6 separate regions of the Homo sapiens genome follow, and regions 1, 2, 3, 4 and 5 are each linked to region 6. Evidence: chromatin loops called from intact Hi-C (ENCODE). Cell type or tissue: GM12878. All regions are shown on one strand.

Evidence for each region. A loop is a pair of places that touch in the nucleus more often than their neighbours do. Peaks named below come from ENCODE experiments on the same cell type or tissue, not always from the same donor. Only the 100,000 strongest peaks of a DNase experiment are listed, where the experiment ranks them.
Region 1: it touches region 6 in a loop (12-fold over the local background); 21 of 110 quality-filtered maps call a loop at or near these places.
Region 2: a loop joins it to region 6, with 5 times the contacts of the local background. A loop is called at or near these places in 30 of 110 quality-filtered maps.
Region 3: it touches region 6 in a loop (3-fold over the local background); 10 of 110 quality-filtered maps call a loop at or near these places.
Region 4: a loop joins it to region 6, with 2.0 times the contacts of the local background. A loop is called at or near these places in 3 of 110 quality-filtered maps.
Region 5: it touches region 6 in a loop (8-fold over the local background); 29 of 110 quality-filtered maps call a loop at or near these places.

The regions. Positions count from the first base shown.
Region 1 is chr5:109,436,198-109,441,197 of GRCh38, reverse strand. No RefSeq gene overlaps it. Among named protein-coding and RNA genes, the nearest start is that of PJA2, 29 kb to the right of the region's middle. In GM12878, a CTCF peak has its summit at 2,216; no DNase peak of the experiment used is centred here.
Region 2 is chr5:109,466,056-109,471,055 of GRCh38, reverse strand. It overlaps LOC105379117 (a long non-coding RNA gene), which reads right to left. Exons shown (of 8, transcript XR_001742838.2): 3 at 4,870-5,000; 4 at 1,661-1,814. Among named protein-coding and RNA genes, the nearest start is that of PJA2, 59 kb to the right of the region's middle. RefSeq lists an enhancer at 2,166-2,245. In GM12878, CTCF peaks have their summits at 2,073 (motif pointing right) and 3,800 (motif pointing right); a DNase peak (open chromatin) is centred at 2,135.
Region 3 is chr5:108,922,286-108,927,285 of GRCh38, reverse strand. All of the region lies in intron 10 of FER (FER tyrosine kinase), which reads right to left. Among named protein-coding and RNA genes, the nearest start is that of FER, 180 kb to the right of the region's middle. In GM12878, no CTCF peak of the experiment used is centred here; a DNase peak (open chromatin) is centred at 2,598; H3K27ac peaks cover 1,012 bases.
Region 4 is chr5:108,815,770-108,820,769 of GRCh38, reverse strand. All of the region lies in intron 3 of FER (FER tyrosine kinase), which reads right to left. Among named protein-coding and RNA genes, the nearest start is that of FER, 70 kb to the right of the region's middle. In GM12878, no CTCF peak of the experiment used is centred here; a DNase peak (open chromatin) is centred at 1,969; H3K27ac peaks cover 341 bases.
Region 5 is chr5:109,476,578-109,481,577 of GRCh38, reverse strand. All of the region lies in intron 4 of LOC105379117 (a long non-coding RNA gene), which reads right to left. Among named protein-coding and RNA genes, the nearest start is that of PJA2, 69 kb to the right of the region's middle. In GM12878, a CTCF peak has its summit at 2,128 (motif pointing right); no DNase peak of the experiment used is centred here.
Region 6 is chr5:108,678,489-108,683,488 of GRCh38, reverse strand. No RefSeq gene overlaps it. Among named protein-coding and RNA genes, the nearest start is that of LINC01023, 47 kb to the left of the region's middle. RefSeq lists an enhancer at 1,594-2,094. In GM12878, a CTCF peak has its summit at 1,998; a DNase peak (open chromatin) is centred at 1,998; H3K4me3 peaks cover 246 bases; H3K27ac peaks cover 481 bases.

The DNA of each region.
Region 1 (5,000 bases), 760 kb before region 6:
GATCGTGCCACGGCACTCCAGCCTGGGTGACAGAGCAAGACTCTGTCTCAAAAAAAAAAAAAAAAAAATTATGTTTGGATCTTTCACTCCAATATAGGCTGTGGTCTTTCCAAAAAAGTTTTAGAATATTAGTTATGCATTCTAAAAACAAATTTATCCTTATCTGATGCTGATCACTATAATTATTAAGATTAAAATTTATCAAATGTTAAAAATTAATTAAGTCACAGAAAACACAATAAGTGGTATTAAAGTGTTGCTCCCCGTCTAGGCTAAGAACAACTTTCTCCTTTGATTATTTTATAGATATATCTTTTATAGTTAATTTAATTTCACAACTCAACATTTTTTACCTGTCTGTTACATTTTATAATATAAAGAAAAATTTATGAGGCTATCGTCTATCCGTTTCTTACAAGTTTTTCTCCATATAGCAACAAATTGAAAATGTTGTGCTTATGAGAAGTTAGATGTGGTGTGTATTGAGAATTGTATATTCCAGTGGCCCTCAAGAACTCAAAAATGATAGCAATAGAATTCTTAATTAGACTTCAACTGCAAAATGAGCACAATTACTAGATATTTTGTGTCCACAATCTCCTACAAAAATACCTAGTAATTGTGGACACAATCTCCTACAAAAGGGACAAGTTCCTAAACCTTCAGAATCATAATATAAAGGTGATACCTGTCAGGCATATACCTGTCATATCATCTAAAGAAATCCAGAAAGGGAAAGTCATGGAAAACAGTTTGGTACCCTTCCCAGCACATATAAATGAGAGCTGTAGAGAATAAAGTTGGCACTATCCATCTCAGCAGATTCTTGAGTAAAGGGAATCTTGGGTATCATATTTTGAGTACCTTGATCCCTGTAGCAAGACTATATCCATAAAGATATGGACCTATCAGCCTTGGTAGTAACAAACATTTGATTTATCTAATGCCTGTTGTTAAGATTTCTATGTCTACCACATAACCTTCTAATCACATGTACCTTAAAGGCGAGAATAAGTTCTTCACTCTGATTATGAGTCTTCTTATTCCCATGATATTTTTCATTTTAAGTTGATAAATTCACGTTCCAGTGTTTCCTGTGGTCTCCCGGGTAGTTCAGGTTTAATCAGTGACACAGGACTCCTAGAAATTGACAATTGTTAGCAGACTCTGCCTAAGCCCACTTATAAATGCTTGTCTGTTTGGGGATTTATATACTGAGATCAGAAACTAAGCCACCATGGCTACAGTATTAGAAACCAGAAAATATCTGTAAACAAAGTGAGAATCTACAGTTTACTAAGAATAAAGTAATCAGGAAATGGCTGATATCACAAGCTGGATTTCACCATCCACCACTATACAGAGGACCCAATCATCTAAAACCTGCAAATGAACATCTTCTCAGAGCTGGGGACAGAGGTAAATGAGGCCCAAATGGCCTCTGATGTAAGATATTCTTCCCCACACACTTTCAATTTTATGATGAACAAGTAGTGTGTGTCAGAGAAAGGGACTCTCTTAATGGTTTTTCTTGATGATTACCCTAGAAATTAATAGCAGCCCAAACATGTCACTGCGGTGGCTGATATGATAGATATTGATCATGCAAGTAGGAAAGAGGGAGTAGAGTCAGGGGAACTTTCAATCTAATTACATAGCATATATCTTGGGCCTGACCCAGTAAAGAACTTGTATGTCCTAATTCACATATAAATTCTTCTACTAACATAGCTGTTTCCACTATGCCTACCACACTGACTATTAACCTCTTTTCAATCTTCCTAACCTGCAAGGGGACCATGTTTCAATTTCTGGATAAACTATGGACTTTAGTTAATAATGATGTGTCAATATTGGCTCATTAACTCTAAGCTATGTACCATACTAATGTAATAGATGCATGAATAGAAATTTTCTCAAGTGTAGGTTTTACCACAGCCAGATAACAAGTTACTAGCTAACAATAACTGAGTGATTAGTATGTGTCAAATGGTTATGACTGATAGTTTTATTTAATTTTTTTGAGACAGAGTCTCACTCTGTCGCCCAGGCTGGAGCACATGGCTCACTGCAGCCTCAGACTCCTGGCCCCAAGTGATCCTCCCACCTCAGACTCCCAGAGTGGTAGGATTACAGGCATGAGCCACTCTGCCCGGCACAACTGATAGTTTTAACTAGAACCAGAGGGATCAAGTGGGGTGAGAGAGCACCTTTTCAACAAAAGAGGGTGCTGTTTCCAAAATAGAAAAGGTTTTGCAAAGACAAAATAAAGGTTTTAATTTGCATTTCTCTAATTATGAGTGAAACTGAAGATCTTTTCAGATATTTAAGGGCAATTTTTATATCTTCTTTGTGAGTTGTCTATTTCTGTCTTTTTCCCATTTTTCTAATGATTAGTTATCCTCTTCCCCCTGTTTTTTATTTTATTTAATTTTCAAAATATAATTAGAAATAGATGTTTTAGAACAATTTTAGGTTTATGGAAACCTTGAGAAGATACTACAGAGAGTTACCATATACCCTACACCCAGTTTTCCCTATTATTAACATTTTACATTAGTATGGCACATAGTTTACAATTAAGGAGCCAGTATTGATACATTATTATTAATATATTAATGTTATAAAGTCCATAGTTTATCTGAATTTCCTTAGTTTTTACCTAATTATTTTTCTGTTCTAGGATCACATCTGGGATACAATATAGCATTTTAGAGGTGTATCTACTTAAGCCCCTCTTGGCTGTGTAGTTTCTCAGACTTTGCTTCTTTTTGATGATCTTGACAGTTTGGAGGAACTGGTCAGGTATTTTGTAGGATGCTGCACGATTAGAATTTGTCTGTTGTTTTTCTTATTCTAAGACTGGGGTTATTGGTTGTGTGGGGCAAGACCTCACAGGTAGAGAGCCACTCTCATCACATCATAGGGTACATTCTACCAACAAGTGATTTATGAATATCGATGTTAACCTCAATAACCTGGCTTAGGTAGTGTTTGTCAGTAGAGAACTACTGTAAAATTACTTCTTCCCATTTCTTTTATACTGTACTCTTTGAAATGAAGTCTCTATGCACAGCCCACGCTTTCAGGGTGGGGAATTATGTTCCATCTCCTTGAGGGTGAAGTAGCTAAATAAATTATTTGAAATTCTTCTGTACAGAAGATTTGCTCCTTCTCATCCATTTATTACTTTATTCAATCATTTATTTGTATCAGTATAGACTCATGAATATGTATTTTGTCCTAGGCTATAATCCAAATCCAATACCCTTTTATTTATTTTGTTGCTCAAACTGATTCAGCTTCAGCCAGTAAGAACTCTCTCAAGTTGGCTCCTATGCACCTTTGACACACCCTCATCAATATGGGTTTCAGGTTTTGCTTGGGGGGTGGGGCGTGTGTGTGTGTGCAGCATTTCCGTACTTTCTGGTATTATAAGATGCTCCCGGCTCATCTTGTATAGTACTTGCCCAAGTGGTAGAGTCAGCCGTTTCTCCAAGGAGCCCTGGTTTCTTTCGTTGGAGAATGGTATTAGAAACCACGATCTGGGTATTAAGTGTGCTTTTTGATACTGGTGTGTTTTCCCTTCTATTTTACAGAAAGAGTGATTTTTATATTTGAGAGATAAGCCCTTTATCTCTCCTATATGTTTTATCTAGTGTGTCAGTTATCTTTTAAGGTTATTTGTGATGTTTCTAATATGTAAACATTTTATATTCACCTAATAAAATATATCAATCTTTCCTGTTACTGCATTTTGACTCACAGAAAGCTTTTGTAAATACTGATGCTAAAAAGTGATTCACACATATTTTCTTCCAGTATTTGTATAGTTTCATTTCTTATGTATAAATCTATATGAGTTTTTAAATCAATTTTTCATTTTCTTCAAAAATAAAAAGCCAATTAGAATTATGATTGGGATGAAACTGAAGATATAGATCACCTGGGGAAGGTTGTCATCTTAACAATATTGGGTCTTACACTCTGTAAACATAATTAGAGTTCTCCATTTATTTAGGTCTTTTTAAGTTAGCTTTGCAATGTTCTATGGTTTTCAATGTACAAGGCTTGCATGGCTTTCATTAACTTTATTCCATAATATTTTAAATTCTATTGTAAATGGAGTTTTAAAATTTTTTGTTCATTGCTTATTGTTTGCTAGTATATAGAAATCCAATTTACAAATATTGATTTTGTATTCTGCAAATCTTAAATTCTTGTAATAATTCTAGTACCTTGTTTGTAAACTCCTAAGGGTTTTTTACATGTACAATCAAGTCATCTGCAAATGAGGACAGTTTAACTTTTTCCATTTCAATTTCTACAGTTTTTAACCCTGTTTTTCTTTTTGTATTATATCAGCTAGGCTGTTCAGTGCAATGTTAAAGTAGTAAGAATGGACATAACTTGGTTTGTTCCTAATTGTAGATACAAAGAATTGGGCTGTTTTCCACTGATAATGATGTTAACTGTAGGGTTTTTTATAAGTGACCTTAGTTAATGTGAGGAAAGCCTCTTCTATTCTCAATTTGTTGCAAGTTTTTAATCATAAAATAGTCTTGAATTTTAAAAAATGTTTTGGTGTCTGTTGAGATGATTTTGTGGCTTTTTCCTTTTATTTTAATAACACAGTGAATTACATTGATTGATTTTCAGATGTTTAACCAACCGTGCATTTTCCAAATAAACCTACTTGGTCATAATGCATTGTTCTTTTTATATGTTGTTAGATTTGATTTGATAATACTTTGCTGAGGATGTTTATTTCTGTTTACAAGATATTTTTCTCCATAGTTCTATTCTTTGGTTTTGACATCAAAGTAATTTTGGCTTCATACTTCATACTTTTTTGGCTTCATACTCTTCTACTTTCAAAAAGAATTTGTGTGGAATTGGTATGAATTCTTCCTTAACTGTTTGATAGAATTTACCAGTGACTAATCTGACATGAAGTTTTCTTTGGGGTAAAATTTTAAATTATGAATTCAATTTATTTC
Region 2 (5,000 bases), 790 kb before region 6:
CTGAGAAAGAATGCTCAAAAACAGAAATGAGAGATTTCCTCCTCCAAATGTACTTTGGTCTTCCTTTCATAAATTTAAAATGTTTATTGTGATTAAAATATTTGACAAAAATCAATGGGCAAAAACACAATGAATTCAATATTTTTATAGTTGTTATAGATTTTATAAACTGATTAATTACTCAATTCTCCATGAGAATTGGTCAGTGGAAATCTAAGTAGAATTGAGAGAAAACAAATAATGACAAAGCCTGGAAAATGTAGAACAATTGAATAATATAACTTGAGAAGTGAAATGTTAATCTTACTTGTCTGACAATTTTATTGTAAATGATTCATGCTCACATAGCACCTAAGTCCATTTTTTGTTACTATAAAAGAATGCCCAAGGGTGGGTAATTTACAAAGGAAAGAGGTTTATTTGGCTCACAGTTCTGCAGACTGTACAAGAAGCATGGCACTGGCATCTGCTTCTGGTGAGGGCTTCAGGCTGCTTCCACTCATGGCAGAAGGGAAAGGGGAGCCAGCTGTGCAGAGATCACATGGCTGGAGAGGAAGTATGAGAGCAGGGAGGTGCTAGACTCTTTTACCAATCAGCTCTCCAGGGAACTAATAGAGTGAGAACTCACTCACCCCCAAGGAAGGGCACTAACCTGCTCATGCAGGATCTGCCTCCATGACCCAAACATCTCCCACTAGGCTTTGCATCCCAACACCACCACATTGTGGATTAGATTTCAACATGAGATTTGTTGGGTGCAAACATACAAACCATAGCACATAGGTAAAGTATTAACACAAGAAAATATATTTAGAAGTTGGTGTTTTCACTGTACAGATTACAAGTTGACAAGAACACATGTTGTTTTTGCTTGCCCAGTATTCATTCTCCCTCTTCAGTTGACAGCACTTTAGACGAATACATTCAAGGAACCACCCCTTTTTCACACTCCACATAGCTTCTCTCTATGACTAGATGCTCTCTTGGGGAGAGCATGTAATCTGAGACTGGCCAATCAGTGGATTCTAACCTCAGGGGCTATAATGATTGATTCAGTGTTGGGCAAATGACCCAGGTTAGGCTAGTGAGATCTTGGATCTTTTGGTAGGATCACTGAGAAAAACAAAGTAATGCTTCCTGATATCTTTCAGTCTGTGGATCCAACTTATTTGTGAACTTCTAAATTAGCTGAGCTCCAATTCTCTTTGTTTAAACCCAGTTTGAGTTGTGTTTCTTTCAATTGCAATCAAGAGAGCATGATGATTATATGACAGGTCACTTTGGCTGAGGGAATCAGGGAAAGTTCCATGGAAGATGTAACCCTGGGCAAGATCTTGAAAAAAGCTAGATAGAAGGAAGCAGGGATGGAGAGAAAGGCATTGCTGATGGTGCAGCTGCATGAGTCAAGGAATTGGGGTCAATCTGAAAAGGAACATGGTTACAGGGGTCTCTGAAGCTCAGGATGCATGAAGGATTCCAGGTCTCTGGTCTTAGCCACCACATCCAAACTCCAGTCAGCCCTGTTAACTCCACAGTATGCCATGGAATGGGATATACTCCTAAGGAGAAAGAATGTGCCTTCGAGTGTGGAGACACACAGCCTGGAGCTGGCATGAACAGAGACAATGTAATGGTAATGGAGACATAAGCAGAGACCAACCTTCAAAGGTGAGAACCCCACATCCATGGTGAGAAAATTCTGGATCAAGCAGCATAGAAACTTCAAGTCTTCCCCGTTAATATCTTGGTTGCTCAAGGAGAATTGTGGAAGAATAGATTGTCTGAGAAAGGTCCCCACCGAAGATGGTGACTTCCTAACATTTTTGACACAGTAAGAAAGACATATCAGAACACATAAGAATATTTTAAAAATCAGGAGTTCATACAACAGTATTTATCCTTATTTACCTTTACTACTTGTTATGTACTCTGATATTTTCTATTCTTTCTTTCTTTCTTTCTTTCTTTCTTTTTTAATGCTGGTTGGACCCACTACATTGGTTCCATGGCCCACTTTGAAATCAAGTTTGAAAAATACTGACCTAACAGTGCTGTTAGGAAGCACCAGTAGATGTCACTGTAGGTGACCACGCCAGTGTAACAGCTGCAGCCAGTGACCATGACAACGTTGGCTCCCTGCCAAGAACCACAGTGTCACTTAACTGTGTTTATTTTACTTATTTTTTTTTTTATAGGCCATGTAGTTAGAAGGTTCTGCATTTCAAAAACATGAAGGGACACAGAGGGAAAACTCTCCTTCCCATTCCTACCTCTTGGTCACCTGGTTTTTTTCTCAAGGGTAAATAATGTTACTAGTTTTTTCTGTTTTCTTCCAAAGATATCTTATGCATGTAAAAGTGCACGTGCACACACATACACACACACACTTTTTCTCTTCTTTTACAAAAGGATAGCATAATTATAACACTGTTCTGTACCTTTCTTGTCTTTCCTTAGCATATATTAGGGATTCTTCTACCAGCACGCACAAAAGGAAAGCATTCCCATTCTGTTTATAGTTGCATAATATTCCACTGTACATAGTGCCATTATTCAAACAGGTACCTCCTGACTACACATTTGGTTTGTTTCCAATCTTTTGCTTGCACAAACAATGCTGCAGGGACTAACTTTGCTGACTCATCATTTTACACATATGAGCATATTGATCCTAGGATCCTTGGAAATTGATTCTTGAAACAAAGGGTATCTATATTTTTAATTTTGATAGATATTACAAAATTGCTGTCTAGAAGCTTTTCTAGTTTGTACTAGTTTTACACTTTCATTTTCTTGAAACTACCATTACTAAGTTTCCTGATCTTTGCCAATTAATAGGTAAAAACCACATCAGTGTGGTTTTAATTTACATTCTTTTGTTATGAATAAGTTTGGGTACCTGTTTCATATACCTAAGAACCAATGGTATATTTCCTTTTTTTGTTGTTTTGTTTTGAGAGAAAGTTTTCGCACTGGTTGCCTAGGCTGGAGTGAAATGGCACAGTCTCCTCTCACTGCAAACTCCGCCTCCCAGGTTCAAGCAATTCTCCTTGCCTCAGCCTCCCAAGTAGCTTGGATTGTAGCCATGCACCACCACTCTTGGCTATTTTTTTGTATTTAGTAGAGACGGGGTTTCACCATGTTGGTCAGGCTGGTCTTGAACTCCTGACCTCAGGTAATCCACCCGCTCAGCCTCCCAAAGTACTAGGATTACAGGCATGAGCCACCGCGCCCGGCCCCAATGGTATATTTCTTGTCTACTCTCTTTTCACATCCTTTACATCCACTTTAAAGAGCAGCCATCAGCCATCAGCTGTTAAATAAAGCAAGCACTAACGCTTGGCTCAGCTTGTCTAAATATCAAGTAATTGTGTATGTATTGAGCAAAAACTAGATCCTTGCTAAGCATTGTGCAAACCACTATGGAGCAGACAAGATATATATTCTAAGAATCGTTCATCTGTATGGAGCCAACATAATTATTCCAGCTACCTTCTCACCTGACACACTCTCAAAGTCTAGATTACCACCAGTGCAATACCAATCGCTAGGGCAGATAATGTAATTTGTCACCTAAATCCCTGTTAGTAACAAATACGCTAGGTGCTGGTGATACAAAGATGAATATGACAGTTTTTAGTGAAAAAATAAACAAAATAAAGCAACTGAATTGAAGGTATAAGTGCTGAAAACTGTTCGTGGTACATCAGTGGGTAAAGTTGGGAGTGGTCAATTCTGCTGAGGTGGAAAAGCTTATTAAAGGAGCTATATGGTGGGTAAGCTTCCTCGAGGGGGCTCCATAAGTACACACTCAGTTCACTCCACTATCTTTGCCTGCTTGACTTGCCAAAACATAGCTGGTTTTCTCAACAACTGAGTCTTTTAACTTAGCTCATTCCTGCAAATTACTTCCCATATTTGCTTTACATTGGTCTTTTCGTTTCCTTTTAATATATAACCTATAATCTAGGGTCCTGATCATGTTCCGTAGCCTGGGATTCTTTTATAATTAACACACTTAAAGAGATAGGTCCCTCAGTGGCTTCTGAGCAGAGGTTAGTCCTGGCTTTGACATCACACAGTGTCGAACCTGTGAGGAATGACTTTGGCTGACCAATAATGTGGTAAGTACAGTAACTACCACCAGAGAAAGCCTTTCCAACCCCTCCTTTCACCTGAAAAGCAAGGATTAGTTCTTACTCATACAAAGCCTACACAATGCAGGCATTCAATAAATATCCTTGAATGTGTGAAAGGACAGCAGGTACAACACTAGGCTGATGTCAAAGCCAGGCCTAACCTCAGCTCAGAAGCCACTGAGGGACCTGTGTCTCTAAGTGTGTTAATTATGGAAGAATGCCTGACCACAGAACATTATTAGGACCCTTGATTATCAAATGGTCACATCTGGGTCAGGTAGGTGAGTTAGGTTTTACAGTATCTCAAAGAGTTATTTAATTCATAACTTTGGAAAACAGATAAATAATAAAAGCATTTATTAACCACCAACTTAATTATATCGAGAAATATATATCCCAAATGTCTGCTGTTGGTATCACCTTATTAACTACGAATCTTACCTTACCTGGGAGTTATAACTCTCTAGCCATGAGTTCAGGACCTCAATTATCCATCATTGTGTTTTCTTCTGTTACTCACTTTCCCCCTTTCCTAAATCCCACACTGGTCCTTGTCAATTAGATAAATGATTTTCAGCCTGTCTCCACATTTGCTCAGTACCTAATGATTGAATTAGAAGGTTTGATAACTTCTGGTGCAGGACGGGCATTTGTCACTGCCGTATCTGGAGTCTCCTAGTGTCTTCTGTTCTGGACATCTACATGTCACGGTACTGTGTGTTGGACTTACCTTCTCACGTAGTCTTTTCTTGCTCAATATTTCTGGTTTTCAAGACAATATTCTGGTTACTTATTCTAAGGTATTTCTTTCTTTGTAATAATTGAGGTGGCTTTTTGGCTTAGAACTTTTTAAAACAATAT
Region 3 (5,000 bases), 240 kb before region 6:
CGAGACTCCGTCTCAAAAAAAAAAAAAAAAAAAGAGCCACTTCTCAATGCTGAATTACATGGGATATGGGAGAATGAGCAATCTTCTGTTGAACAGGAAGTTTGCTTACCAGAATGAGCTTTCAAAGGCCAAATTTAAAAATTCTTACAAGATGGAAAAGTGTATTATAATAGGAGAGGGAAGTGAAATTCCAATAAAGAATGGATCTACCACACATAATACAATATCAATATGACACACTACTTGGAGGGAACAGATGACCCAGAAAAGCAGCTTGAGGGGCTATGGCTTACCAGAAAACTATGTCTAGACTAGTCTCATCTCCAGAGGAATGTCAGTTTCTGATAAAAGGACAACTTCTGCCTAAAATATACTCTCGTGAATCAGTATGTACTTTATGGTGGTAAGAATTCACTGAAAAAAAAATCATAAATAATACCAGAATATAAAAACAAAAGATGTCAAGAACATCTGTATAAAACACAGAGGCTAAATAGTGACTCCATGAGAATACAAAGGCTTCCTATGATCAATTCAGGTATGTGTGACTGAATATGTATGTCTCCAAGTGAGTGTGGTAACATCTGACTGAGCAGACTGACAATGAAAAGTACTTAAAAGTATATTTTTAGGTTTATCAAGAGGTCTCATTATACTTAGGTCAGTATTAGTTAATAACCAAGATAAATCATCAAGGCTATGGGTAGAAGTTCATAATTATGAGAGTTCAATTAAGTATGTACTTGTTGAATTGTTTTAAAATTTCAAGAGTCAGTGTGCATCCTTACATGTAATGCCTTCCTAAGGATGGTGGGTGATAGCCATCAAAGCAAAAATTCTTATTCTATTTACTCTGAACAGAATTTACATAAATGAGAAAAATAATAAAACTGTAATCTTTTCTACTTTACTTTGAAGATATGTAGTAGAACTACTATAAAAGAAAAAAGTTAATAAAATTTAAGAGGATTAAGAACTATTTCAAAAATAACAAATAAAAAGCACAAAATTGTTTTGAAAAGACAACGATGGTATGTATAAAAAAATACATAGAAAAATATTAAAGAAGGATAATAAAAGAATATATATCAGAGATTGAAGATTCTAATATAAAAGAAAAAAGTTAATAAAATTTAAGAGAATTAAGAACAATTTCAAAAATAAATAAAAAGCACAAAATGTTTTGAAAAGACAATGACTGTGTATAAAAAAAAAGAAAAATATTAAAGAAGGATCATAAAAGAATATATATCAGAGATTGAAGGGTAACAAGAAAGCGAGACTTTTTTAAAGTTAAAAAAATTTAAGTTATGCAAGTCACTAGCTAGCTATGTGAGTCATTAATTACCTCAGGCTTCAGAGACATTATTATATATAAAATGATAATTTGGAGAAGATGATCCCAATGGATTCAATATCCTCTAATATTTTTATAAATTTATAAACCAGATAAGCAAAACTTATGCACACAAGTAATGGTCATTATATTTACAAACAGTACTTATCCAATAATATAAGACACATATTTGGAACACCATAACCCAAACACTGGATGTAGTAATATTAAAGCAAGAATCGTGTATGTATTTCAACTATCTTCAAAATAAAGAAAATACATAAACTTTTTTGGCATTGACAATTCTTATTTGAAGACCAGAATTAGGTTTTCCTAATATAGTGAATCTGAAAAAAGAAAGCCTAAAAAAGAGAGGCATTAAATAAGGGACTCAAGAGAATGCAGGCAATTAAGTCGCAAAATGACATATAAATATAATTCTTCACCAACACAACAGATTTAAAATAGGGCTATATTCCTATTAGTAACAGAAATTATATTTTATACATTAAAAGAGTAAGGAATTAGTGTATTCCAAGTTCCTAAATTAAACCATAAACATTGATTACAAAATTAGCATTGAACTATATAGCTACATATCATAATGAAAAGCTTTACCAGTTATGGTCACCAACTATTAAATACCTATGTTCAAGAAAAACATTATTAGTTTCCTTTGGTGACAGACATTGAAAATAACAAGGCTAAATTGAGCTCACCAGCCAGAATAGAAACTGAAATTTGAAAAATAGAAATCTTAATATCATCTTTGTTGAATATTTGAGGAGAAACATGGCTCAGTTTAAAATCTGAGCCATGTTTCTCCTCAAATATTCAATAAAACTGCACTCTCTTTTACCTTCCATGTATTGAAATACTGGAAAGGACATATTTTTCTCAAAACTGAGAGGTGAATTAAGGAAACAAATGAAATAAAATACAAATGTGAAAAGAAGCCACTTTCATTTTTTTCAGTGGCTTTGGTTTAGCATCTAAGTGATAGCATTGTTCAAAAGAATTTTGTTTACCACCAGATTCAGAAGTCAAGAGAAATTATCCTTCCCATTTGAAGCAGCCGCATAAAATAGATGACCTGCTGGACTCTTAGATAATGTCTGGGGCCCTGGGTAAAGTAGGCCTGTGGCAGAACTTCTCCTTACCTGATCTCTGTGGACTTCTGATGTGGAAGGCTCAGAGCTGAACATTAAAGCACATGTTTTACAGGATTGGGAGCCGAAACCAGACTCCAGCTGATCCTTACAATGAGGACATTTCATTTTCTGCTCCATCTCAAAATTTAGCTAAGAGATAGTGACAGTGGGCCCAAGGAAGTCAATTTACCAACAAACCTTCCTGTGTGAGGCAAAAGCAAGATAGAAGAGAGGTGCAAATCTGGATCTCCTATTTCATACTATCTCCCCCTGTTGGCATGGAAGTATACTAGTCAGTTCTGGATTAAAGGAACAGATACAGCCAACAAATGTTGCGTTTTCGAGCAACAAACGGAAAATCCTTGTACATTAAGTAAAGAAACACTATCTAAGAAATAAATCTCTGTTCTACTTGATTTTTTTTTTTTTTTTTTTTTTGAGACAGAGTTTCGCTCTTGTCGCCCAGGCTGGAGTGCAATGGCATGCTCTTGACTCTCTGCAACCTCTGCTTCCCGGGTTCAAGTGATTATCCTGCCTGAGTCTCCTGAGTAGCTGGGATTACAGGTGCCCACCACCGTGCCTGGCTAAATTTTTTTGTATTTTTAGTAGAGACGGGGTTTTACCATGTTGGCCAGGCTAGTCTCGAACTCCTGACCTCAGGTGATCCGCCCGCCTCGGCCTCCCAAAGTGCTGGGATTACAGGTGTGAGCTTACTGCACCTGGCCTTTGATTTTTTAAATTAGATAAATAAAATACCTGATTTTATTCCTAAGAAACATATAGAAGTCTTCTTATTTTAGGTTTTGGATCTCAAGGTCTCTGAGAATATACCTCACTTTCAAGCACTTCTTGAAACAAAACCTTGCAGATAGCTGTGCTACAAAGCTTTTCTTAATCCAATGTGTTTTAATTTTTTTTATTTTTTATTGAGGTATAACTCTCCAATACTTTATAATTCTTCATTCAAAGGAAAAGAATATAAATTATGTGTAAATGATCTCTAAGGTCTCAACAGAAATAAAAATTTTAAATTTCCTTGCCACAAAAACCTACTACACTTAACACAAAATGAAGTGTCAGGGCTAGAGAGGAAGTAGAGTGGGATACTCAAAACCATAAATGTTTAATCGGAAAGTAAGGCTCCACTTTTGATAACCTATTCTATAATGATTTGTTAATTGCTTTATAAATCCCTGCTTTATTCATTCATTTTTTTAAACAAAGATACAACTACTAGATGCCAGGTATCATATTCAGGCATTGTACAGAACATTCTTTCTAAGGGACCAAAGTTCAAGAAACTTTATGAAACCAAATAAGAAAAATAGAAAAGAGCAAGAGAGTCAAAAGTCTTACTCCGTAAAACTTCCCTGGGTCACAATTCTGACATAAACATCTCCTTCTTTAAAGTCTTTGGCTCCCTTTATAATTAGATGCAATCAAAAAAAAATTTTTTAATTTTCTTGCCTTTTTGCATAATTTCCTCTAGTTTTCTTTTTTGGATACTCACTTTTTAAATTTTATTGTCCGCAACAACCATTCTTTATATCACGTCCATCAAAATAAATCTCATTTTGTACACTGAGAATAATTTTATAAAATTTTATATTTAATAAACAATAAAAGACAATATAGGGTAAAGAATTTCTTAGGAGAAAGCATTTTCTCGGCATTTTAGATGGATTATCTCATTTAACTCCCCACATTAACCCTATGAAATAGTTTCTGTTACAAACCCTAGTTTACAGATGAGAAAACTGAGGTACAGAAAGTTTAACTTGCCCAAAGTTATATAGCCAAAAAATAGCTGATGCCACATATTCAAATCCAAGGACTGTGGATCCAGAAACTATGCAACTTTGTTCCAGAAACTATGCAATTAACTACTATACTGTTTCTTAGATTAAGTCACTGCTCTATTTCACCAAAGGTATTCTTTTGCCAAAAAAGAGTCTCCAAAGATACATTAACAATTTATTAATTTTGTTTTTCTACTTAAGTGTTGATATATTCAGTAAACAATGCGTATAGTTTCCCAGTATTCACTCCCTGCACTCATTTTTCCCTAACTGTAACCATAATTTGAATTTTATACCAGAATAAGTTTATATTTTCATTAAAATAAAATTATATTTTCCTATATTTTATTCCCTGATTGGTTTCACTTATTTATTTTTTAAATATTCATTAAGCATTAATTAGGTGCCAGGCACTTACCCAGGCTCATAAAATCATAAAACATTAAATCTGGAAGCAATTTTCAACATTAAATGTGTTGAAATCAGTGCTTACAGTCAAAGAATATAAAATCTTAAGATGCTGGATTTGTTACTTGTTCTAGCACAGAGAGAAGCTAATTTTGGTGTTTCTTTGTTCATCATCTGTACTCACTGGTTTTGCTCTTCACAACTAGAAGACTTTAATGTCATCTAGATACCTCACTAGGAAGACCCTCCTCTTTCAGATCATTTATAAAGACAATAATCACAACAGATGTTGTACTAATTCCCTAG
Region 4 (5,000 bases), 140 kb before region 6:
ATGAAAGCAAAAATAATATGTGGACAAAGACTAAATTTTTTAAATAAAACCAATATAATCAAATTAAATAATTGGTTTCTAATGACTGGTACCAAAGATGCTGAGCTGCATTAGCTCAGTTACGGTCCAGTCTCAAAAGTTAGAGAACCACATGACTACCGGGATATTACTACTGGTATTAAAAAGGTAAATCTAAGTATCTAAACACAGAACAGGCCAGAAAAGAAATTAAGAAATTATATTACCTTTTCTTTCCCAATACTTTTCCAGCTTCTTGGTGCTCCTCAATTGCTTTTATTCCTCTTGGACTTAAGGGCCACCTTTCTTGTTCTTCTTTTGAAGAACAGTAACCAGAAAAATAACCAGCCATAGTCACCTTTATTCTTCAGAAGTAAATCGCCTAACCTCAGCAGTTTTCTCCTACCAAAAATTAAGCATTGAATAAAATACCTTCACAGTCCCTTTCAGTTCCAGCATCCTGTGATCTTTTCCTATTTATTAATAGCTACTTCCTTATTTAGTGCCATCCTCACAAACTCCTTGACTTTTATAGCTCACGTCCAGAGAAGATTCCTTTGTTGATCCAGCTCTAGTAGAGGACTGTTAAAACAATAATGGCCTATTTGGAAATTTTAAAGAGAAGAATGAACTATAGTTAGGATTCTGGGAGATTTTTATCTCTTCTTTAGCTTCTTTTTTTTATATTCCTGCTCTCCACTCTTTCCCATTCCCTTTCCATGTCCTAGACAAGCCGTTCTGTTATTTTCTATTTCCTGTAGTTCCAGATTATCCTTCATTGGCCCCATCAGCTCAATATTTTTTTAAAAAACAAAGTCCTCTCTTTCCTCCTCCAACCCAATCAACCTTTTCATCTACTGCCTTATCTATCTTTTTTCAAACTCCTCAAATAGACTTCTGGGGGAAAAAAATTAAAACTCAGTTCTTACTCCCAGAAGGTATAAACTAATCTATATACTCAAGACACTTCCTTCTTCTGAATCTCTATTTTAAAAAAATGCTTTTTTTCTCTCTCACATAGAATGAACAGGTGGAATTGATGGTCTCCATTAGTTCTTTCCAACCTGACTCCTATTAAAGCTAACTTTGCTTATCTAAATGAGAGAGACGCTCTCTGCCTCTTTTACATACTGGGGCTTCACTTATTAATATTACCAACCTCTTGCACACTCGCAGCAGGCCTTCTCTTATTTACTCCTTTTATCAACACTATGAAGAAAATACCTTCATCTTATAAATGTGGAGTTTGAATGTCAGATAAATTAATCTGCCTAAAGTCACACACCTAAATAATGGAAGAGCTCACATTCAAATACAAAACTAATTCTTAATGTGTTACACCTGACATAACCTGATGCTTGGAGGGAGCAGTGTGGGAACCTAAAGGTCTTAATATCTACAAACTACTTTAAGAATAACTACCTAGCCAGGTGCAGTGGGACATGCCTATAATCCCAGCACTTTGGAATTACAGGCTGAGGCAGGAGGATCACTTGAGCCCAAAAGTTCAAGACGAGCGTGGGCAAAAGAGTCAGATCCCAGCTCTAAAAATTAAAAAAAAAAAAAAAAAAAGCTGAGCATGGTGGTGCACACCTGCAGTCCCTGCTACTCGGGAGGCTGAGGTGAGAGGATCACTTAAGCCCAGGAGTTAAAGGCTACAGTGAGCTATGAGCACACCACTGCACTCCAGCCTAAGCGACAGAGCTAGACCCTGTTTCTAAAAATAAAAAAGAATAACTATCTAGGTTAAACTAAGGAGAATATTATTAAACTGGTTACAAATTACATAGTAATCTTTAATTTCTATTTAGTACTTAATCATTAAATTAGAAGTGAAGAGCCATAGGAAAAGCTATCTACTCCTTTAGGCTACCTACTTTGTAGTATGAGCACATCTAAAAAGAAGTCCTTGTAGGGCAAGATTGGTGAGTCACTCTTGATATGACATGCTCTGTGAGAAGCTATGGATATGAAAATGAAAGAGGCCTCTCACTGTAACTGCCTTTCTAACTAAAGTAATGACCCATCTCTCAAATCTCCCTGAACAGAACAATTAAATAAAATTATCATCTTATCTAACCGCCCCAATATCTCACTGGATAATTAGAAATAGGACTACTTTAACACAGTGAAAAAGACAGCACACATTTCCCAATGCCCCAGGAAAACAAATTACTAATTTGAGATTTTAAAATTTTAGAACATTTTTCAGAATTCTGAGTTGTATATTAATATTAATATTATTAAAAATATTGCTTTTACCTGAAATGTAAAATGTGATTTCAAAAGATTTATTCTTTTTATCTTTTTTTTGGAGAAAGTCTTGCTCTGTCACCCAGGTTAGAGTGCAGTGGCACAATCACGGCTCACAGAAGCCTTGACTTCCCGGGCTTAGGTGATTCTCCCACCTCAGCATCCTGAGCAGCTGGGACCACAGGAATACACCGCACACCACCATGCCCAACTAATTTTCTTTTTGTATTTTTTGTAGAGATGGGATTTCACCATGATGTCCAGGCTGGTCTAGAACTCCTGAGCTCAAGCAATCCACCCTCCTTGGCCTCCCAAAGTGCTAATATTACAGGCGTCAGCTACCGCATATGGCCAATTTTCTAAATTCTTAAATGCGATTCTTTGGCAGTGTTGTTTTGTGACCAAAAATAAAATGGTTCCTAGAAATAAACACATCACCTATTTCATAATAAAAAGGAGGAATAATAATTCAATTTACAGAAATTTTATTCTCATCTACCCCAAAAACGAGATCATTGCATACATTAAATAGCATCTCAGGCTTCTAAAATAATTAACATAAACCCTACAATGCCTATTTTATGCTTAGGAAGACTATAGAGGTAAATAGTACCAGTTATACTAAGATTAATACATGATATAAAGAAAGTAAACTCTGCATGCAACTTTTGAAAAAGAGAAAACTACACATAAGGGGAAAATACATAACTTTTAGAAATGCATATTAGTCCTTTCTTGCCCTCTAAATTTGAACTAACAGCTGTGTAGTGAGGTAAATCAGTATTCCATAAACAGGTATTAATTTAAGTGCTCTGAGTTTATTATACCAAAAGTATTTATTCTACAACACTGGATTAAAGAACAAACTACTACTGGAGCTATAATTATACTAAAACATTGAAAATAAATCACGAAGATGACTCAAGCTTGAAAAATACCTAAATAATAGTTGTTATAAATAGCTTTTCACTGCAGACTACACCTCCAACTACTTGTTTGCTTTCTTTTTGCTTGAATTTTTTTAAATACAACATAAAAATTCCATGAAGAATGCATAGTCTGTGCACTACACAATAACTCAAAATAAATGGTTCTGTGAAACAACAGTTTTTATTGTGAGTTTGCCCATTACATAAGAAGAATGTTTTTGGAGTCTCTGTGTCTTTATGGAATATAGAAATCCAGAAGACAACTCCTTAAATTCCCCTAAAGCTGAAGTTTTCAAAGATTCAATCGCAAGTTCAAAGGAAATTTTAGATACTTCCCATTCATAAGAGCCTCTCTTCATTTTCTTCAAAGCTTCACGGTTTCCCTGGACTAGTGGTTCACAACTCTGGCTGCAATAAGAAGCAACTGCAAGCTTTTTTTTTTTTTTTTTTTTTTTTTTTTTTTTTTGAGACAGTGTCTTGCTCTGTTGCCCAGGATGGAGTGCAGTGGCATGATCTCTGCTAACTGCAACCTCTGCCTCCTGGGCTAAAGTGATCCTCCCACCTCAGCTTCCCAAGTAGCTGGGACTACAGGACCAGGCCACCATGCTCAGCTAATTTTCTTTTATTTTTGGTAGAGATGGGATTTTGCCACGTTGCCCAGGCTGATCTTGAACTCCTGCGCTCAAGTGATCTGCCCACCTCAGCCTCCCAGAGTGCTGGATTACAGGCATGAGCCACCATGCCCAGTCAAACAACTGCAAACTTTTTAAAAATACCAATTATTGGCTCTAAGGCCATAGATTCTTATTTAACAGGCTTTGGATGGGGTCTATACATCAGTACTTTAAAGCTCCACAACTAATTCTAATGTATAAGCTCTACTGTAACAAAATATTTTTGTGCCTAATAACCATGAGATTGTACAAAAATTACAGAATAAAAACCACAGGGCTTATGGACAAATGGGGTTAAAGGCATAATACTCAAGAAACTAATCAGGGACACATTTTTTTAAAAACAGAAACCTAACAGAAAAAACTTTGCATAGTTTTACACATATTAAACGTTAAGAAGCACATGACTACTATATTAACATGGCACTTCATTTTGAAAAGACCTGAAGCTTGCTTGTCAAAGTCGACTTCAGAAAGGTTGCAACTTGCGAATTCTGTAAAGGGGAGAGTTATTCAAAATTTGACAGAAAGTTGAAATGCCACATGTGGATGAGTGTGGCTCACAACAAAAAGGTAAATGAAGGTAGCCAGTAAAGGACTGAAGTGTGTGTCTACTATGTATTCCTACGCAGCATGGTTAAGCTAGTTATAGTTTTCTGCATTCACCTAGTGCTTCTTCAGGTTTCAGACATAAACAAATGCAAAATTAACGTTAAGCTCAAATCGTTCCTAATATGTCAATTGTGTGGGAACAAACTCATGGTTTTTTTTTTGATAGATTAAAGCATGTGTGTATATATGTGTGGTGTGTGTGTGTTTGGGGGGGCGGTGGTGTAGTTAGTTAGTTACTTAGTTAAGACAGGGTCTTGCTATGTTACCCAGACTCGTCTTCAATTTGTGGCCTCAGGTGATCCTCTCATTAACCAAGTTTTTAAATGTTGAAATGATTTCAACCAAGATTTCAATGTTTTCAAATCCGGTGGTATAGCAGAAGTGGCTCTATAGCCAGGCTTAAAAATTACTGCTTTAAAAATATATATAGTTGAAACCCTAGTTGTACAGGCTCAAGTTACATTATATATGTATTATGTGACTACTAAATAATCAGACTGATTCATCAAAAAGC
Region 5 (5,000 bases), 800 kb before region 6:
AATGATTAAAATGGTCAGTGTTTCCAAATAATAACTGCAAAATAGTTAGATGGGAGGAAAATAAACCTATTCTTCAGTAGTGTATTTAGAAACCTTATCAATCTTTGATATTCATAGCTAAGGAGTCAATCTGCTTTGTAAATTTAATTATAAGCCAAATAATTAGTGTATGGAGAGAATTAATAAAAATATGTCAAGGTAATCACAAACCAGCTTCAAATAACTGATTTAACTAATGATGAGTTTTTCACTGAAACATCTGTATATGCTGGAGAGTTTCTCTAATATTATTTGATTTTAAAATATCTTTTAAAATTACAAATGCAGTATGTTTATGACAAAAAATTTAGAAACCTAGATAAGCAAAAAAAGAAATTACTCATTACCTCATGTATATTAGTCTGCTCAGGAGGCCATAGCAAAATAACGTAGACCAAGTGGCTTGAGCGGCAGACATTTACTTTCTTCAGTTCTAGAGGCTAGTAGTCCCAGATCAAGGCACCAGTCAATTTGCTTGATGAGGGCTTTCCTCCTGGCTTATGGGTGGCCACCTTCTTGCTGTGTTCTTACACGGGGCAGAGTAGGGAGAGGGTGGGGTGAGTGTGTACCCAGAAGCTCTCTGAAGCATTCTTAGAAGCATTATTTCCATCCTGAAGGTCCCACCCATATGACCTGTTTTAACCTTAATTACCTCCCAAAGACCCTGTTATATTGGTGGTTCAGGCTTCAACATATGAATCTGGGGAGGAAACAACATTCAGCCTATATCATGTTCAGGATAGAACCCCTGTTGAGTGTCGTCATTCTGTATTTTGCATAAGGAAGGAAACAAATATTGTAAAAAATGAAAATATACTGATTTGAAACTCTGCTTTTCATCTAACACTATTCTGAGAATATCTTTCCACTTAATTGAGTAATTACATAATTAAATATGTAAAAAGTATTTTAAATGTCTTCCACAATTTTTCTGTAACATTAGGGTTAATAACAACATAATAACTGTTAATAACAATGTATGGTTAATAACTACACTCTTAGTTTCCCAATTCACCTCTTGGTGGACATTTACATTTTCCTAATGTGTAATATTTTACCAATAGTTCTATGAAGTGCTATGAAGAACAATCTTGTGACTATTTCTTTGTTGTATCCCTATAATCATTCTGAGTAGTGGATTTCTGGGGCAAAGACTATGCATATTTTAAGACTTTCAATAGCATTGCCAAATGTCCCTTGATAAAGTTTATTCCAAATGTATTCCCAAGTAGCAAAATAAGAATGCCTGTTTTTTATGTATTCACCCTTAACTTATGTTAACATAGGGTAGTGTCATTTAAAAAACTTTTACCAGAGATATTACACTGTCACTTTAATTTAGTATTTAAATGTTCTATAGAAATTTTAATCAACCTTTACACTTAGAGGTTCCATCTATCATCAGAAAAGTCTTCCCCACCAAAAAATTAAATAAGCTTTCATATATATTTCACTCTAAACTTTTAAAGCCTGGTTGTATAGATTTACATTTTTAATTCATCTTGAGTGTATTTTAAACTTTATACTTTTTTCAAGTGATTAGCAAGTTGTCCCTATTTGTTTTGAAATTGAGTTGAATTATGCATAAGATTTTGTTATTTCCCACACAAAAAAGAATTCTAATTAGTAAGATATAAAAATAGGCCTTATGTTAAAGGATCCTTAAATATAAAGTAGTCCTCATGGTATAGACTCTTAGGATCATTTTATTATAAAGATTACGTAGATTGACTCCGGCCAGCTGTTGGTAATTTTATTTTTTCAAAAACATGGTGTGAACATGAACTATGACAACTCCCTGAATAACAATCTTAAAAATTAAATCTTCACATACATGATTTGGCTTCAAAATAAAAGATTGTAGATAAGTTTCTCCATAAGCATAACTTCATTCTAATCTTGAAATCAGCAAAATTAAAGACTACAAGCATAATTAATTTTGATATGACAAATTAATTCTTGCTGTTTCTTGGCATTTTCAACAAGGATATTGATTGTTATCATAATTTTTTTAACACAAATAGTTATCCAATAAAATCTGGAAATGCATTTTACTATTTATTTAGAACTTCAAACTGCCACTAGATGGTGTCATTAAGTCTTTGCCAAACTAGGTCCAATATAATGTAAAGTAAAAGATCTGAACTTTTTACTCAGCACTTCTATGTAGTTAATGATTAAGTCATCTCTAGACAACCATGACTTTAGCTGAATTAAAAAGAATGTCAAATTTTTATTAAAAATGTGTGCTAGTAGGCAATTGCAAGTGGCCTTAATCTTTCTTCTTAAGATGAGTATATAAAAATTAATATTACTATATATACTCACAATAACCAATTGAAAAATAATATACAAGATGACCCCATTCATAATAGCTACAAAATGTAGCCAAAATGTGGAATAATTCTAACAAAATATTGCAATGCTCCTTTATACAGAAAATTATCAAGCATTATTAAAGAGCATTTTGAAAGTCCTAAAAAAATAAAGGGATATACAATGTTCATGGATGGAAAGATTAAACAGTCTCTCCAAATTATCAGAAAGAAACTGACTGAAATGGTGTCTAATACAATTGTATAAATTAACAAATTGATACTCAATTCATACATAATAACACAAGACTCTACATAGTCTGTTCAACTTGAAGAAAAAAATGGGAGTAACTTGTCTTACTTGACCAATGAAACAGTATATAAATCCAAAGAAAAAAATCTATGGTGGCATCCCAAAAATCAGAGAAAAAATATAATTGGTTATTCATATGGGAAAAAAATTAAATATAAATAAAATTATTTACTATACATAAACCAAAAATAAATTCCAAGACAACCAAGAACTTGGATATTTTAAACCATAGCTTTAAAACTGTAAGAAGAAAATGTAGAAATTTATTGTTTTGTCTCAGGATAAGGAAGAATTTATTAAATAAGACACCAAAAGCACAAAATAAAAAGTGATAAATTTTTCCATGTTAAAACTCCTGTGTATCAAAAGATACCACAAATAAGGAAAAAAAAGACAAACAGTGGACTATAAAGAAATTATTGGAAACTTAAGTATCAAATTAATGGTAGTTGTTATTTCCAGGGAAAGAAAACATAAAAAACTTTGTTTCATTTATTTTACAAAATAAATTGTGAAATAAATAGGCAAAATGTGCAATATGTTGAGATCTGATAAAGTTGCATAACAAGTATGCATTTTTATATATTTAAAAATCTTAAATAAGATTTTACTCCAATATTCAAGTTTTATTTTTAAAGAAATAAAAATGTATTCTGACATAGCAGTTCAGCCAGCTGTCCCTAATAGCCTTACAGTGGGTTTTTTTCTTTTACAGTCACTTTTACAATGCTATCTTATCTTTATATTTAGGGAGAAATTCTTGTCAAAAATAATAAAGTGAGTCCTTTTGGGTTTTTAAAAATGATTTCTTCTAACACCTTCTCACAGGGACTAGAATTTTCATTTTGGCTTTTCCATTTGAGAAACAGTGATACCTCTGGAGGCATGCAGACTATTAAAATCGTGTGTCCAATGTCCTATTAAATCATTGCAAGTTTTTTAAAAGTATAGTTACTATTATCTGTTTGGTTATCAGAGCCACTTATTTTGCAGCTACCCTGGGCCAGTCACAAAAAATAAATTATAATTCTACCCTTTGCACAGCAAAGCTGCAGCTCTGCTGGCCAGATTTTTTTGTATCATAGTTCTTTCTCTTTCATACACACTACCTGCTATTTTTATATAACAAATTTAGGGCTCCAATATGCAAATAATTATACTACATTATATACTAAGTATAATAGAAAAAAATCTTAGCCATAGCTCTCCAGGAACTTGAATCAAGCAATAAGAACTACTTTTCTCAAATGGTTATCAGTCTTCACCAAATAATGAAATAGAGATATTTTGCCTTTAGCTTCCCAAAAATGTTACTCCAGTTACCTGAAGTCATGGGAGAAAGTTTTAGGAATTCACTTTTATTTATGAGGAAAAAAAAACTGACATTTTTATTCCTTCATACTAACCTCACCCTAAGTCAACTATCCTCTGTGTCATTGTTCCTCAAAAACCATGAAATTTATATGTGTTTTAGTAAATCAAGGGAAAATTTTAAAACATAAAGGCTAACTCTATCTCCTATCTTAGAAATTTGTGAGAAAAAGAGGCAAATGTAAGAATCACTGAGGGAAAAGATGCTTGTATGAAAGAAAATTTTCTTTTCCTTTTAAAAATTGCTTTGAGGAATTATTCACTTGCTTGAGAAGTATATTGATTTCAGTTGTTCAACTGTGGCTGAGGTTTAGGAGAACATGAGATAGATCCTTTCCTGGTTTCTGGTGTACATGATATGTTAAGTTACCATTAATGACGAGTCAAATTTGCCATTTAGACATACTCTAAAGAGTTGCCTGTGGAATTATTTATATACAATCTTTTTCTGATTATCGTAGAAAATTTGGAAAACACAGTTTAATGTTTTCACTTAGCACTGCATTGTGAACAGAACATTTTAAATAGAAGTCAATGTTTAAAAGTATTCAGATTTGAAAATTGAACCAAATGGAAAAAAAATTAAGTAAAATAATATGTGCTCCAGTCATGTTTTACTGGAATGGCTAGATATAAGGTAATTAGTCTAAGAAATTATCTACTCAATTCTGTCTTGAAAGTACTTCTCAAAAACCATTTGTCTAAGTAAAATTATCTTACATTTAAAAGCATTTAATTGTTCTTGATGCAACACATTGTTTATTAAAAATTCACTGAGAGCCAAATTGTTCTTGCTCTTCCTGACGCCTCCAACTCTTTTTGTCATAGGATTGAGGAAAACAATTATCCAACTATAGAATCATAAACAAAGATAAGTCAGGGAACAATATATTAAATTCCATGTAAAAGTGCTTTTCCCCCAAGTTCCACTAGAACCATTATTTGTCTTGTACCCTGATCCA
Region 6 (5,000 bases):
TTACCTTAATCTTCAAGTTAACAGCAGCACTTTTAATCCTTTTCATCTTGGAATATCTGACTTTATCTTCTACTACTAGCTGGAAAAATATCTCTGCTTTTAAGAGCTCACGTGATTCCATTGGGCCTACTTGGATAAGCCAATATAACCTTCCATTTTAGGTCAGCTGATTAGTAACCTTAATTACACCTGTCAAGTCCATTCTGCCATGTAAAGTAACATATTCACAGGAGTGACTCCAGAGGGAGAAGGTCATGAGGCCCAACATTCTGCCTACCACAGATGGGTTTGGAATATATTTCATAGGTGGAAGTGGAAAGATTGGCTTCAAAAAGTATTTAACATCATATCTAATGAGACATTTATCCCTTATCTAGAAACTTCTTCTTTTTTCTTTTCTTTTCTTTTTTTTTTTTGAGACAGGATCTCAGTCTGTTGCCCAGGCTGGAGTAAAGTGGTATGATCATGATCACGGCTCACTGTAGCCTCAACCTGCTGGGCTCAAGCGATTCTCCCATCTCAGCCTCCCAAGTTGCTGGGACCACAGGTACCCATCACCATGCCTGGCTATTTAAAAATTTTTTTGTGTGGAAATAGGGCCTCCTTCTTTTGCCCAGGCTGGCGCTGAACTCCTAGGCTCAAGCAATCCTCCCACTTCAGCCTCTCAGAGTATTGGGGTTACAGGCATGAGCCACCACACCTGGCCTAGAAGCTTCTTTGAGGCCCCAATCATTTCCTTGAGTTCTCCCCTTCATCAGTCCCCAAATATCCTACTTGAGATCTTTGGGTGTGCAGAAAGAAGAGAAAGACAACTATCACTCAAGAAAAAATTTGAATTTGGGAATAAGAATTGTAGTTTGTGAGGCAAAAAACATGATGAAATGAAGCAGGAATTTGTGAGTGTGGAGGTCACTTTTCCTGTGGCTCTCCTTCTGCCTGGGTGTGCTGGCATGAAGGAAGCAGAAGAAATGAGTAAAGAGAAAAATAATCTGGGACTTGGGGTCATACATGATATGTGAGGAGGAGAAACCAGAAGCATTTCATATTAAAAAAGGTAAAACAGCAAAGAAGATCCAGAAAGCCCTAAGCAGGAAGGGAACAAATAAAGGCAGAGACAATGTTAAGGCCACACAATATCATTGACTAACTAACTGCTTTAGGAAAAAAAAATTATTAATATGTGTACATTTTAAAAAGAAACCATTTTCATAGAAGACATAATCTCACTACTTAGAATCAACCCTGTAATTTCCTAATGATAGTCAAGTATTTACCAAGTTCCTTGTCAAGTACGTTATATGCATATATACATACAAACATTGGAGGGAGGGGCTGTTATTATTTTTTATTTTATTTTATTTGTTTTTGAGACGGAGTTTTGCTCTTGTAGCCCAGGCTGGAATGCAGTGGCGTGATCTCGGCTCACTGCAACCTCCATCTCCCGGGTTCGAGTGATTCTCTTGCCTCAGCCTCCCAAGTAGTTTGGATTACAGGCACCTGCCACCACGCGTGGCTAATTTTTTTTTTTTTTTTTTTTTTTTTTTTGTATTTTTAGTAGAGACGGGGTTTCACCATGTTGGGCAGGCTGGTTTCAAACATCTGACCTCAGGTGATCTGCCCGCCTTGGCCTTCCAAAGTGCTGGGATTGCAAGCATGAGCCACCACGCCCGGCTGAGGATGTTATTTTTAGAAGGAAAAGGCCACATTGAAAACTGAGTGGACAGCTTGATAAATCTAAGATAGGAAAATTTTGCTGAACCAAAGGACCTTTTGGAGTGTTCTATTTTTTCTCACAAGCCCAGGACCTCTGCAAAAAACATCCAAAACTACTATAGAAAATGCACATTTTATTCTACTGTTTCTTCCAGCAGATGTGGATTTTTAGCGAGGAGCAATTTCACGTTCTTGGTCCAAATTTTAAAACTGCTAGGTCACTGTGTAAGAAACAGTTGACTAGGTTTTGCTTTCCATTGCCTTGGACCAGCTAAAACAATTGTGCCCTCTAGCCTATGAAGTCTGTACTGCAAAGGCCATTTCAACAGTGTTTGCTTCAGGTTTATCCTCAATTTTGGTTCTTGAAATCAAAAGTCATAAAAAAATATGGTAGAGATTCACAAAGACCTCTCCAGTTTTCTCTTTCAGTTGTAAATAACAGAATAACTAAAATGAAAACAGCTTAAACAGTGAAGACTTTTAAAACCCCACATAACAAGAATTGTGTAATAATGTAATGGTGTAAGTAAAGCAATTAATCTCACTTGGGTGCATAAACTGACTATTGTGAGGTTCATTTACTTCCTTAGCTCTACCAGAAAAACAAAGTAACTATACTACACTTTTGTCTTCATATTTTAAAAACCTTACCTATTATAGGAAAATATTCCCTAAAATATTGCTAAGTAGGAAGGTATTGATCATTTCCTAATAAAGGCACACGACTAAGCTTATACTGATAAAGTCCGGAAGTTGCCTGCTTGACCTTTATTAATCACCTGGCATTTAGGATACTGATTTTTTTAAAGCTACATTTTAGTCAGTTAAAGCCACCTCAGCATCTTTAAAGAATGCTTTGATTTGATCTATTTCTACTTTTTCTTTGAGGAAATCAAGCTGGGAGTTCTGAGAGCACATTCTGTTTGCTTATTTGTTCCTTTTATCCCTTTCTGTCCTCTCTGCATGCTAGGGCACACCTCACCTTGAAAAGAACTCATCAGCCGCCCTCAAGATGGGAATTGCAATGCCTTCATCTTGAGCCACTTTTAACAGAGTTTCATTTTTTTTCTGCTTTGATTTTGAATAGTGCCTATGTTTGAACACACTAAACACATTTTGGCCAAGTTTCCTTCATAGAGTTGGAATTCAGATTGGTTGTCAGGTTATTTAAAATAACTTTCTGTCTGGATTGGATCACTGTTAATTGCTCTGATCAACTGCAGTACATGGTTAAGGTAAAAAAAAAATATTGAGAAGAGACCCCCAGTCAATCTGATCTTACTTCATAGACACAGACAAATGATGAATTTATGTTAGTTAGGGAGGCCAAGGAAGGAAGAGGAGACATCATTAAAGAGTAAATGTTTCCAGCATTAGTTTCTGGGTCATTAAGCCCTAATGATTGATCTTATTTGGTTATTTTAAAGGCTACTGGAAACTAAAATGGAAACAGTTCAGAATACTTCCTTTGTATACAGAAGATTTTGTTCATGGCAACAGCTATGTGTGCCTAAACATTTTGTGTCACACAAACTCCTGCATTTGACATTTCTATCAGAGAGAACAAATAAAAATCATCCTAGAGCTTTCAAACACTCAAGCCATGTTGGGGCTTTGAAAGATCTTGTCATTTCAGAAGTGAAGAAATGGGGATGCTCTCAAGAGCAAGGGCAGCTTAATGGATTCCCCCAAAGCCCCAAAAGCACCTTCTCATGACTTAATTACTCTAAAAATTTCTATTTTTTACATTGCCTAAAATTTTCATCAATAAGAAATCATTTGATTTATTAATACCAAAACCTCATATGAAGATAGTAAACACCTTTGGGATGGTTAAGGTAATCTCACCATTCACAAATGTATGTATATTATCAGGTGAGATTGATTTAATAAATCTTTGGGACAATAAAGGGTATTTTTCTTAATTAAAAATTACAATGGAAAATTCAGTATCAGTCATGTTTAGGAGTTCTTCCTCTTCTCTAGTGTTATGTAAGGGTCCCAAGCAGCTTGTGCTATCCAAAAACCTTGGGGAGGAGAGCCTGGTATGAGCTCATCATAGTTGCACTGAGATCCTCATTATTTGTACTTATTACATGGCACTCTGCTGATTGTGGCACCTGCCCCTCTGCACCGAAGTCAGCCACTGGGTCCTCTGAGGAGGCTCTAAAGACTGAGGCATTCTGTGCTCAGCAAACAGGCATTCTTGCACCAGTCCCATCAGACATCCTTCTGAGTTTCTGTGTAGGGGAGGGCACAAGTGTCAACTACAAGAACCTACCACCCCTTTACTTCTTCTAGGCTCTGGAAAGCGTCCATACTTAGAACTGGGTTCTCTCCTCTCTTTCAATCAACAGAGCCCTCCCTATCCACACAATCCTGCGGTTAGAGAGAGGGAGGGAGAGAGAGAGAGAGACAGAGAGACAGAGACACAGAAAGATAGAGACACAGAGAGAGGGACAGAAACTTTCGAAAACAAAGACTTAACCTTCTGAGCAAAGACAGCTTCAGACCTCCAGGATACCTGCCCTTTTGAGAAAAGAAAGATGAAAGCCCCTATTACGGAGAGCTGTTCTGTTCAAGTTATCTATTGCTATGCCATGAAAGGTAGCTGGGCCTGGGGTCATCTTGAAGGCCCTTCCACCATTTATAGCTGGTAGTTGTACTGGGGAGACTCCAGCAGCTAGGGCTGGAACAGTTGAGTTCCTTGGGTATCTCTCCCTCTATGTTGCCCCCCAACATGGTCTCAAGGAAACCTCAGGGCAGCTGGACTTCTTACTGAGTGGCCAAAGGCTCCCAGAGTGAGTAGAGTGAGTATCCCAGGGGCACCAGCCAAGGCTGCCTGGTCTTTTCTAGCCTAGCCAATAAGGGACTCAGTGTCACTTCCAGTGTACTCTATTCATTGAGGCAGTCACGAAGATCCACTCAGTTTCAAGAGGAGGGGCCATGGACTTTACCTCTTGGTGGGAGAAGTGTGAAAGAATTTGTGGACGTGTTTTAAAACCACCACAAGAGCATATAAGAAAGAAGGAGGAGGAGGAGGAGGAGGAAGTGAAGGAGGAAGAGGAGGATGAGGAAGTGAAGGAGGAAGAGGGAGAGGAGGAGGAGGAGGAGAAGAAATTACTTGTTTTTCAGTTAGATTCTTTTTCTCCTCTATGTCCACCCATGACCACCAGGCTGCTGAGAACTATCTCCCTTGCTTGGAAATCCTCTGTAAAGCTCTCCTGCTCTCACTTTTGGTCCCACTGTCCCAAATCCTGATCATCACTCTCTGCCATGCCCCTTTA